3 separate regions of the Mus musculus genome follow, and regions 1 and 2 are each linked to region 3. The links are chromatin contacts, found by Hi-C in ENCODE. All regions are on one chromosome and are shown on one strand. Each heading gives the region's core, a stretch centred on a gene start or an enhancer-like site at or near the end of the contact. The rest is flanking DNA. Distances are from core to core; before and after follow the strand shown. Region 1 holds the start of A730081D07Rik (RIKEN cDNA A730081D07 gene). Region 2 holds the start of Sfxn1 (sideroflexin 1). Region 3 holds the start of Dek (DEK proto-oncogene (DNA binding)).

Evidence for each region. A loop is a pair of places that touch in the nucleus more often than their neighbours do.
Region 1: a map of T-helper 1 cell shows a loop between it and region 3 (8-fold over the local background). The contact joins the promoter of A730081D07Rik here to the promoter of Dek in region 3. A Hi-C loop is called at or near these places in 2 of 37 maps with a recorded cell type or tissue (T-helper 1 cell and regulatory T cell).
Region 2: a loop to region 3 is called in a map of regulatory T cell, with 9 times the contacts of the local background. The contact joins the promoter of Sfxn1 here to the promoter of Dek in region 3. A Hi-C loop is called at or near these places in 2 of 37 maps with a recorded cell type or tissue (T-helper 1 cell and regulatory T cell).

The regions. Positions count from the first base shown.
Region 1 is chr13:40,998,622-41,002,634 of GRCm38, reverse strand. It overlaps A730081D07Rik (RIKEN cDNA A730081D07 gene), which reads left to right and starts at 1,489. Exons shown (of 5, transcript NR_155347.1): 1 at 1,489-1,569. It overlaps Pak1ip1 (PAK1 interacting protein 1), which reads right to left and starts at 1,625. Exons shown (of 10, transcript NM_026550.3): 1 at 1,222-1,625. The coding sequence starts at 1,305.
Region 2 is chr13:54,069,759-54,073,702 of GRCm38, reverse strand. It overlaps Sfxn1 (sideroflexin 1), which reads right to left and starts at 1,858. Exons shown (of 11, transcript NM_027324.5): 1 at 1,771-1,858.
Region 3 is chr13:47,104,162-47,108,214 of GRCm38, reverse strand. Dek (DEK proto-oncogene (DNA binding)) reads left to right here and starts at 1,994. Exons shown (of 11, transcript NM_025900.2): 1 at 1,994-2,142; 2 at 2,478-2,643. The coding sequence starts at 2,487.

The DNA.
Region 1 (4,013 bases), core at 240-2,739, 6.1 Mb after region 3:
GTCTGACTACTATGTTGGCAATTACCTGTATCTTCTTGCCATACCAGACAAAAATAAATTTCATACTGTGCTACACTTAACCTCCATGTGTTTCTCTCTTCGCTTGTTCACCATCCCTTCAACCAAGAAGGCCACAACAGCAGGGCTCACACCTCTGGCACCTTTCGCCCTACCCACAGTAGGTGGACGATAAACAGTGAATCTGCATCACTTTCTTCATCCCAGGCCAGCTGTAGTAGTTCTTTTGTGTATAATGTATTTTTATTTTATGTAGATTGGTGTTTTGACTGTATGTATGCCTGTAGGAGGATATTAGATCCCTTCGAACAGGAGTTAACAAACAGTTGTGAGCTGCCGTGTAGGTGCTGGGAACTGAACCAGGACCCTCTGGAAGAACAGCCAGTGCTCTTAACCGCTAAGCCATGTCTCCAGTCCAGCCAGCGCTCTTAACCGCTGAGTCATGTCTCCAGTCCTATAGTAGTTTGTTAATCAGGACAGAAACTCAGTGAAAGGTGAAGTTATTTTTACATTAGAACTTTAAGAACTACAATCATTGTCAGCTTAAATGCACACCTTATTTTTTCATGCCTTAGGAATGCTTTAAGGTTTTTCTTAACCTTTTAAATTATCAGATAATAACTGTATATATTTATGGAGCACAATGGGATATTTGAATGCATACATAGATCAGATATGAAAAAGGCAACCCCTTTTGAGCTGGTTCAAAATACGCTGTAGTAGCTAGTTTAAAATACACAATTAATGCTGTCAACTATAGTTACCTTTCAAGGAAAAAAAAAGCAATCAGTCATTCCTCCCATCAAACTTCATTTCTGCAAGCATTAGCCCTCCTCTCTCCGTCACCTCCCTACGTTGGCCCCAACCACTTCTGGCAGCCATTCATCCACTCCCGACAGAGATGAACATTCCTCGTTACCTACTGTAGACATTTTATCTACTATAGCAAGTAAATATTATTTCAATTCTGAGAAGCCTCTACTCTGTAAAGAGCAGGATCTTTCCACACAAGCTCTGAGCTCACTCTCCTCCTGCCTCAACCTCTCGAGAGCTGGGATTAGCTGCATAAACCTGTCCGTTTTCCAACAAAGTCCGCCATCCAAGACCCATAGAGAACCAGCGATAAATAACAACCTCCACGGTCCTGCCCCGGAAGGACCAGCCCGCCTGTCCCCCGCAGCCCCGGGGCTCGCGCTGCCTCACCTCCTGATGGCCACTCTTCGCGGGCCCGCGCTGTACCGTGAACCCAAACAGGACCTGCTCGTAGCTGCCGGCGACCAGCTCCATTCCGCAGCACTCGTGCCGGGCAAGAGACGCCGGCGTGGAGACCCGATGGCTGCGGAGGCTGGCCCTTCCCTTCCTCAGCCGGCGCGCGAGTTATACGTCACCGCCCGGGGGCACCTTTTAGGCGCCTGCAAATGGCAATAACGGAGGACGCGCTCCGTCCTCCGTTACGTGGGACGTCACGTGACCCTTCTGCGACGAGCTTAAGGAAGGAAGCCGCGGGAGGAGGCTCTCAGAGCAGAGAGAAAGAAAAGTTGTGTCAAGCAGGCAAGTCCTGGGAAGCCGTGGGCTCCGCCGGCCTTGGGAAATGGGAGGGAACTTCTCCCCGGAAGCCCCAACTTCCGGCGCGCCTAAGGAAGGGGCGGGCCCACTTCCGGCTCCGGTGGCCAGCGGTTGTCTAGACAACCCTTGTAGTTCCTGGAGGGTTGCTGTGATTTGGGGATCCGGAATGCATTTCCTCCATTTATGATTTTCTTTTCTTGTTTTGTTTTGTTTTGTTTTGAAGACAGGCTTTCACTGTGTAGCCCTGACAGTCCTGGAACTCACTCTGTAGACCAGGCTGGCCTCGAACTCAGAGCTCCGCCTGCCTCTGCCTCCCGGGTGCTGGGATTAACTATGATTTTCTTATTTGCAGCCAGTCTCACTTCGTCGCCCAGCCTGGCGCCTCCTTGCACCCGTTTTCCTCCTGCAGCTTCCCCATGGCTCGGATCACAAGCAAAGGGTTTTGTTTTCGTGCCGAGAGAGAGCAGATTAGGGTCGGCCCGGGGACGGTCAGGGCTCGCGGGACCCGGAGTTGGCAGTGTCCCCTCGCTGGATTGCGAGCCCGGGCCTGCCAGTCCGTGTCCCGCCTGCAGGCAAGCCGTCCATCTCCTCAGCTTTTCTTGCCTACTGGCTTCTTGTATCTAATCAGACTGGCCATGTGCTGACCTATGGTACAGGAAAAAAGATTTGTCTTGAGGGAGGAGGACAGTGGCTACATCTCTACCCGAGTTAAGGGACAAAGTGCAGGGCTGGAGAGATAGCTAGGCGGTTGAGAGCACTGTCTGCTCTTCCAGAGGTCCTGAGTTCATTTCCCAGCAACCACATGGTGGCTCACAAACATCTGTGATGGGGTCTAGTGCCCTCTTCTGGTGTGTCTGAAGGAAGCAATGGTGGTGTACTCCTATGCATAAAGATAAATAAATAAATCTTTAAGGGGGGGAGGTGCAGAGGTTAATGAAAGCAATAATATCCTTTTTTCCTTTCTCTTTAGGCGGGGTCAGGGATGAGTGCATATGTCAAAGCGGGTGGGTTGGTGCTTATGTCAGATCTTCACACAGGCCTGTGAATTAATGGAGTTCTTAAGTGCTTAGACATTGTTTCCAAACACTTGTTCTCTAAGGCTGCAAATTGTCGACACAGCCTCTTTTGCTTGAGTATAGGGGGAAGTAATTAATTTGACTTTGGGTGTTTTGATGATTTTTCAATTGTGTAAAGGCTCTTCCAGTTTGGGCTATTCCACTTGCAACCCTTGTGTTACTTAATTTATCTCCAGGTATTGCTAAGTTGTCCTGAGCATGTTAATCATTTTCACCAGAGAACCACTAAAGTTGGAACATGTCTCCTTAGCTTGGAACAAAGTGAAAAGTCTCATCTTGTCCATACATGGTGTGTTACAGTTTACATTGGGTCATACTCATTTTAATGCAATAGTAATCATATCAAAAAAAATGGGGGTGGGGGATGAGTAAAACTGCTTCAGAACCCTGTGGTTTATTTACCCTATTGTTCCTGGAAGCGCCTCGCCCCCTTATTACCACCAGGGAAATACCAGCTGCTGTTGGAGAAATATAAGTGCGGGTATTTGTTTTGTTTTGTGTTTTTTGTTTTATGGTTTTGTTTTTGAGACAGTGTTTCTCTGTATAGCCCTGGCTGTCCTGGAACTCACTTTGTAGACCAGGCTGGCCTTGAACTCAAGAAATCCACCTGCCTCTGCCTCCCAAGTGCTGGGATTAAAGGCGTGCACCACCATGCCTGGCAAGTGCAGGTATTTTTAAAATTACAACAGAGGAAGTGTGATTGCTAAAAGTTCTTCATCTCCATTTTGTTAATTTCCCTTATCTTTCTTGGAGAAAGTTACCTAAAGATCTCCCATGCTCCTGGTGGCTTGGTAGAATTAGTATTGTGAAAATGGCTGTCCTACTGCAATTAATCTACATATTATAATCTTCTATTATAATATGAATTTTGATATCATAGTTCAAGAATTTAGAAAATTTAGAATTTAGAAATTTAGAAATTTAGAAATTTAGAATTTAGAATTTAGAAAGAATTTAGAAAAATGCCAAATGAATTCCAAATTCATTTGGAACCAGAAATGAGGGGCTATCACAAATAGCCAAAGCAATCCTGAGAAATAAGAACACAGCAAGGAGAATTATAACACCTGACCTCAAATTATACTTTATTAGTGATAACGACAGCCTGGTACTGGTGTAAAAACAGTCAGACTAAAGGAATGGAGGACCTGGAAATGAAATGGTGAGGAAACGCCCACTTGATTTTTCAAGGGAACCAACAAATATGCTTTGGGGGAAAAAGATAACATTCATTAATCGGTACTAGCAAACTGGAGATCTGCTTGCATAAGAATGAAACTAGATGGGCTGGTGAGATGGCTCAGTGGGTAAGAGCACCCGACTGCTCTTCCAAAGGTCCGGAGTTCAAATCCC
Region 2 (3,944 bases), core at 609-3,108, 7.0 Mb before region 3:
TTCAGAGGACCTGAATTTGCCACATCTGGCAGTTTGCCACTGTGGGTAACTCCAATTCCAGGGGGGGGGGGGGCTGATGCCCTCTTCTGGCCTCTAAAGAGCACTTGCACCCAGACATATACTACATATATACTACTACTACTACTACTACTACTACTACTACTACTACTACTACTCCTCCTCCTCCTACACACACACACACACACACACACACACACACACACACACACACACAGTTTAGATAAAAGAGAAAGTGGCCCCACTGCTTTATGAGTCCTTTTGGCCTGGCTGTCTTCACAGCTTTCTTGGCAGAAGTTAGGAGGGGAAAGGGGATGCTTCCTCTCAGCCAGCTTTTGCTGCACACCCCGGGATAGTTTCACCAAACTTTTACAGAAAACTAAGCACAACTCTCTCCATTTTGCAGACCTTTGGCTGCACCCTTGAGTACACAGATGGAGCAATTCCTTATCAGAGCTGGGTGGGAATTAACAAACTCTTCCCAAACACTGTTATTGCTGTGAATGTGACAACCTCAGTCCTGGGAGGGGGGTGGGGTGGGGGGTGGGGAGGGGTGGCCTGAGGTTCTGGGACTTCCTGCTGAACTTCCATTTGTCCTCTAAACAGCTCTCCTTCACACAGCAAGCCTGAGTCCAGCATTCTAAGACCCACAAAGTCCTCTTCTTTACCTCAGTGCTCGCCTCTCTACTCCTGCCTCTGCCTGGAACAAGGACGGAGAGAAAAATCTAGGCAGTGGTTTTCAACCTTCCTAATGCTGTAGCCTTTAATACATGGTTTAGTGATTCCTCCAACTATGAAATTATTTCGTTGCCATTCCATAAACATAATTTTGCTACTGTTATGAATCGTCATGTAAACTTCTGATATGCAACCACAGTTGAGAGCTGCTGACTAGAGGCACCCAAAGTAGGTGCAGCAGATGAGGGATCAGGAGTGTGAGAAAACTATAAAGGGAGAGTCCCGGGTAAAGGCCCAAATTCTGAAATCCAGCAGAACTACGCTTTTCCACGAGGTCTCTCAATCGTCACATCGTCACTGAGGGACAAAGTGGAAACAATATATATACTCGGATTGCCTGGCTCTTCTCCCTGGCCAGCTGTGACACTTTAGGCAAGTTATTCAAGTTTTAATGCCTCAGTTTTCAAATCTGGATTATGGATTTGGCAGCATTGGATGAATACAAAAGTCAGAGATCTAACTCCGGAGGCACAGACCTTAGTGTGGTCATTGTCATTCTGGAGGCGGTTGAACCTGAGATGATCAGCAGGAACACGATGTGGGAGCTGAGGGTGAGGGTCCCACGGTTCTACCTGGGACACTTCGGTCCCTTGAAGAGATTAAGAGCTGGAGGTCGGCCACCAAGTGATCTCCACGCGGACCTCCGGGTCCCAGCTACTAAGAGCCACCTGGTCACCTGGCAATTGCGCGCGCCCATCCTCGTGGAGACAGTCCCCTGGCAGCCATCTTGGCCGCCTGCACCCAGCATGTTTCGTCACGCGGTGGCTAGGGACGCGTGGCACGGTGCGTGATGCTCCCCTTTCACATCTGTTCCACAAGATCAGTTCCACGCTGAGGCCTCCCTAGCCCCAGTCTAGAGCTGCGGACTCACGAGGTCCCGGGCGTACGTAACCCGCCTCAGGCATACCCCAGCGCGCACAGTGGACCCTACTGGGTCCCCTGCAGCCCCCGAGATTGCGCCATCCCGCGCGCCTCCGGCTCCCCGCGCGCGCTCCGCAGCCCCCCGCCACTCACCGCCTACCCGGCCGCCACCCGCGCCGCTCGGTCCCGTTCGGCGCCGCCTCCAGCTGCCGGAAGCGCCGCGGCCCCGCGCGCCGCCCCCAGGAGCGCGGCCACGACGCGCGCTCACGACGCGCGGCCCCGCCCAGAGGTTCCTGCCTCTGCCTCGGTGTCATTCATGGCTTTGGCTGCTGAGCTCCGCAGTCTGCGCACGCCCCATGTGCCCGCGCTTCTGCTTCTGGCCACACTGAGAACTCCTAAGTTCATCTTAGCCGCAGCCCGGGTCAATGCCACTGTTTTTCAATTTGGTTTTTTTTAGAAGACCACCCATCATCATTGTTCCTCCATTCATTTGGGCTAATGCTTCTTTTTTTTTTTTTTTTTTTTTTTCCATTTTTTATTAGGTATTTTTTTTTTTTTTTTTTTTTAAAGATTTATTTATTTACTATATGTAAGTACACTGTAGCTGTCCTCAGATACTCCAGAAGAAGGCATCAGATTTCGTTACAGATGGTTGTGAGCCACCATGTGGTTGCTGGGATTTGAACTCGGGACCTTCGAAAGAGCAGTCGGCGCTCTTAACCACTGAGCCATCTCGCCAGCCCCTAATGCTTCTTAAAATGGGGGAGCTTGGCACAGCCAGCCCTCTAAGAAAAACTAGACAATACAAGTGCCACCTTCAAAAGAGTCACTGGCTGCTGGACAGAGATGGGACCATAGGGGAGGTGCAGACCAGAGGTCATGAGCTTAGTCAGGTTGGACCTGGTTAGACCAGGTTGGACGATGAGGAGAGAAGCATAGAATCTCGGACGCATTCTGAAGGCCAGCACAATACAACAAATAACGAATTGCATTCTCTGCACAGGTAGATAAATCCCCTCCCCCTTTTTTTAAAGACAGAAATTCTACCCCAAATAACCTCTACAAGCAATGAGATTCCGAACTGAATTTGGATTCTGTGTGTGTGCGCTCACACACACGCGCGCCCATTGAGTGTGTCTGTCTGTATCCCAATAAGGTGACTGTAAAACGTATATGAGAAAACAAAGAGCCCAAAACAGCTAAAACACTTTGAAGGAGTAGATTGTCCTACAGTTACAAACACAGAAGAATGGTAAAAAAGAAAGGATGTGTTTGTACCAGAATCAATGAGGAGCTCCATCCAGCCAATCAGACATCCAGGACAGGCTGAAAAAAAAGGTCACCAGAGGGGAACATGGGGGGTGGGAGTGGGGATCAGGCTTCTACCTTTAGGGGCTTCTACTGTGGGAGACTGGCCCAGAAGGCCCTACTAACATTGTAAAGAAAAGCAGTGCTCCTTCTGAGTGTGGATGATGTGACCAAGGCCACACTGATCAAATTAAATACCCATAGGTCTAAAAGAGCTGTTGCCTTGGAGCCTTCTGATCCACTGCTTCAAGCTCCAGCTGCCTTGACTTCCACTGGGTGATGGACTGTGCTTTCCAACTGTGACCTAAGATAAACTCCTCCTTCCCTTGGGTGGCTTTTGTTGGGATGTTTTATCACAGCAACAGAAAAAGAAACCAAGACAGTCCCCACATTAAAAACTGGTCTAAGCCAAGAAGATAGTTTGTCTGTTACTGCTTTGTCCCATTGCACCGTGCTCGTTAAACATGTCCCTTTATACCTAGTACTGTCTTGCGTGAATTCTTTTACTGCCCAACCTCCCCACCATACCTGTGGCTCCTGAATATACTGCATCACAAGGCAGTAGGATACACTGCCTTAGACAACAGAAAACTAACTCAATTGCAAGTGAATTCATAAAACAAACATGGAGAGCAGAGCTTGGAGCAATATTTCTCAGACATTTTCAATGGTATTCATTATACTCAGAACTTCCATATGTCCTTAGTCTGATTCTAAAGCAGACTGAAAAAGGACTGAGAGAGAAAGCAAAGACCCAATGTCCTGACTGGTTTTCTAATCAACTTGACACATGTTAGAGTCATCAGAGAGGAGGAGTCTTAGTTGAGAAAATACCTCTATAAGATCAGGCTGTAAGCAAGCTGGTGGCACGAATTAATTTTTTAATTCGTCATTGATGGGGGAGGGAGGACCCGCCCATTGTGAGTCATGCCACTCATGGGAGTCTGGCCCTAGGTTCTATGAGAAAGCAGGCCGAACAAGACATGAGGATCAACCCAGTAAGCAGCACCCCTGCATGG
Region 3 (4,053 bases), core at 745-3,244:
TGTGAGCCAGCCTCAATTATTGTCCTTGTAAGACTTGCCTTAGGTCATGGTGTCTGTTCTCAGCTGTAAAACCCTAAGACAGCTTATTTGTAATTTTCACTTTGGTGATCATAAATCTCAATCCTAACATCTCTAAAATCTTCCTTCTCCCAATATGTCGTCTCTTCACTCTCATCCTCTTATCCCTTATTTCCCATGTCCAGTAATGTAGATAATCCTTTTGGTTTTGTTTTTTTGTTTTGTTTTGGCTTTTCGAGACAGAGTTTTTCTGTGTAGTCCTGGCTGTCCTGGAACTCACTCTGTAGACCAGGCTGGCCTCAAATTCAGAAATCCACCTGCTTCTGCCTCCCACGTGCTGGGATTAAAGGTGTGCGCCACCACTGCCCAGCTTAGATAATCCTTTAGAGCATACCATGTCTCTCTCCGCTCTCATTCCTTTAATCACTGACCTTTTAAAAGGAAAGCCCCCCTGCTGGTACTCCAGATCCCCCTGTGACTGCTGCATCACTACCACACAATCTATGTATTTTTGCTTAATGTCTCAACTACAGTCTCGTCTTCAAGATGGCAGGCCTGTTATGATGGACAGAGGATTCGGTACTTATAAAGGAACGGATGAGAATGGTATCAAAACAGTGATGGCCTGGAGGTAAGAGAAATACTTGACCAGAGATAAGTGATGGGAAGGACCGAGTTCATTGATGACAATAGGAAGGAGCAGCCCTGGCAGTGGAAGAGTAAATCCTAGATAGTGTGAATGACAGCCATGTGCAGGAACATGAGGGAAGGCATGTGTGACTGACAGGCCAACTGTGTCAGGGAGCCATCAGACAGAGGGTCAGCAGCCAGTTAAGTAGCATCTTACACGTTGTGATATGGAAATTTGGAGGTTATTCCAAGTTATGATGGGACCATCTGAGGCTTATAAGCAGAAGATCAAACTAAATAAAATAGCTTTGGCTGAGGTGTGATTAGTGGGAAAAGGCAGAGAGAGTAGCCCTTGGAAAGGGCTCTGTTGCAACCCAAACTAAAAAACAAAGAAAGGTGAGCAGAATCAGTAGAATGGGAGATGGCTTAAGATCTGAAAGCAAAAATAGCAGGACTTTGCGTATGTTTACAAAAGGGGCACAGAAGAAAATAAAGTCTAACTTTTGTCCCTCAACTTGGAGACTATTATGGCAAATGAAACCAATCATATTTCCACCAGGTTGACTGGATAAAAAAAAGGGAGGGAGGGAGATTATTCTCAGGGTAGGGAAAAAATGAAGACAATCACATAGGAGAGCACGTAAGGAAATGTTGCTTTTAAACTGTGGACTCTAAAAGGTATCAGAGGGCTTGCCTAGAATTCTTGACAGGAGAGTGTGGCTGGACAAATACCGTATCTGCATTATAGGGGAGACCAAGGGGGCTAGAGAAAGGAAGAGGGTGAATCTGTCTAACATTCACCGGTTTGAAACCTATTTATGTCGCTGGTGGTGTGAGCACTTAACGTGGTGGGTCCCTGTCACGGTGCAGCGTACCGGCGACGGGAAGCCTCGCAAGTAGGTCTCATTTGGAAGCCTTCATCTCGAACGACCCCTCGGAAACAAACGTGGTGGCTCCGAATCAACCCCGTCCGCGGGGTGATCGCCGCGTGAAGTCGAGTCGAGAAAGACTTCGGCGGATCCCTCAACTTCGTCACCTCCAGACGCTCCCCGGCTCCGCGGCCCAGGACGGCCGGTCATTTTTCTCCCGGGATCGGGAGGCTGGAAGCTCGCAGGCCCCCTAGCGTCCAACCGTTCAGCGCGGAGGCCCCGGCTCGCGCCCGCCCGCCACCCCGTGCACCCACCCAGCCACCCGCCGGACGCCGCGACCCGGGTCCTCCCGCGGACCGCAGACCCCCCGAGACCCCGCCCGGGCAGCCCGCGAGAGACGCCGCCGCCCCGCCTCCCGCCCGCCCTCCCGCGCGCGCCAACTCCCAGCGCCGCGCGCTGATTGGCCGGCGCCTTCCCGCTCTGCTTCCCGAACCGCCATTTTGAAAATCTTGTTGATTCTGAGGAGCGGGGAGAGAGAGAGCGCGAGAGAGAGCGAGCGCGCGGCGCGAGGACCTCGGCCCCGCGCGACTTCTACACAGCGGCGGCCTTCTCGTGCGCACCCGCGGTGAGGACGGCGGCGGGGAGGCGCCGGGGCAGCGGGGAGGGGACGCGGCCAGAAGCACTGAGGCCCGCCGCGGGGGAGGGGACTCGCAAGGCTCGGCTCGCCTGGGCCACACTGGCCGGGCCCGAGCCGGCCCGGGGCGGCGCAGGCCGGGCGGGAGCGCGCGCGGGCGGCTGAGAGGGCGGTGCGGTTTCCCGCCTCGGGCATCCCCGGGGAGGCGGGCCGAGTGACAGACCCAGGGTAGGCGACTTGGAGGGGAGCTGACGCTGGGCGCTCGGCACGCTCCATGCCCGCGCGAGCGAGAGAACCGAAGCGTGCGGCTTCCTCCCCGCCCGCAGGCCCCCAGCATGTCGGCGGCGGCGGCCCCCGCTGCGGAGGGAGAGGACGCCCCCGTGCCGCCCTCATCCGAGAAGGAACCCGAGATGCCGGGTCCCAGGGAAGAGAGTGAGGAGGAGGAGGAGGATGACGAAGACGATGATGAAGAGGACGAGGAGGAAGAAAAAGGTGGGTGGGCAGGGATACGCATCCCTCACGGGTGGATTTTTTTTTTTCCCACATCAAAAGTTTCCCCTTCCCTCGCTCCTTTTGGGAAACAGTTATCTTGCATTTTAACGCTTAGAGGCGTCAAGTCGGAGTGGTGGATTTCACGCGAATGCTAACAATCAGTGGCAGAGAATCTGGATTTTTTTTTTTTTTTTTGAGTATTTGCCAAGGTTTCGGTGCAAGTGTAGCAAGAGCCTTTTCCCGATGCGCCTTCAGAACACTTCGTCGTTCGTTTAGGGAGTTTGTAAGTCTGAGATCCGCTTTTTGAAGTTACCCCGAGGTTCCGTAACGAAACAACACTGCAAGGCATTCTTGCAAATCCTGGAAATGTTTTCATTTCCATATTCTCGGCTGTGTGTAGCTGCTGATTCCCTCCCCCGCCCCTCCCCCATAAGGGTTCTTGTGGGAGTGCTTTTCTTTGCCGTGAAAGTTGTTGCTGTTGGAGAAAGTAGTTTAAAAATGAGAAAACTGAACTGAAAGTTAGAACGGGAGCCCGCAGCTCTCTCGGTTTTGGGGACTGATTCTGACCCAAGGAGGGTGGTAAGAAGCCTCATTTGAGTAGAGGCAGAGCGGGGCGAAGAAGCATTGTGTCAGTCAGAGTGCATGCATCAGTCTACCCGACAGGCTCAGCTATTGGAAAATCCAAGGCACAGCTTCACAATCTAGCTTAATGGTGCAGATGGCCACAGCTCAGCCAGACTTGGGAGCAGGCCTAAAGGTTAAAGTGCTCTTCCCAAACTGTCATTTCTTTTCTTTTCTTTCTTTTCTTTCTTCTTTTTTTTTTTTATAAATACCATCTAGGTTAAGAGGACAAGGCATACTTATTATTTGAAGTGGTATGTGCTCTAAGACCTTATGGGAGCGTGTCATTTAAGTACAACCTTGGCTTTAATTATAAATCTTAATAAGAATTGTTTAAATTGCTTTTAGATTATTTATAATTGGTGTGTTCTATAAAGTCAATGATGTGGTGTTTTAGAGCATGGTATGATGGCAGTGTGTGCTAAGGCATCCCTCCTCCCTGAGGTACCAGCCATAGATAAGTGTAGTGTAGAACAGTTTATTTGGGGCAGGGGAGGAGAGAGAGCAGCCAGGAACACGTGGAGAGAGAGGGGAAGGGGAGAAAGTGAAAGGGGGCAGAGAGTTAAGAGAGTACAAATAGACCCTTTTATAGCCAGCCAGGCCTACCTGGCTGTTGCTAGGTAACTGTTGGGCGGAGCCTAGAAAGAATGCTAACAATAATGACTGAAAGTTGACTGCACTATCAGTATAACTAAGACTTTAACACTTTTACAGGATTTGTGTGTGTGTGTGTGTGTTTTTGTTTGTTTTTCTTCCTAGTGGGGCAAAGTTGTGATACTAGAGTTCTAG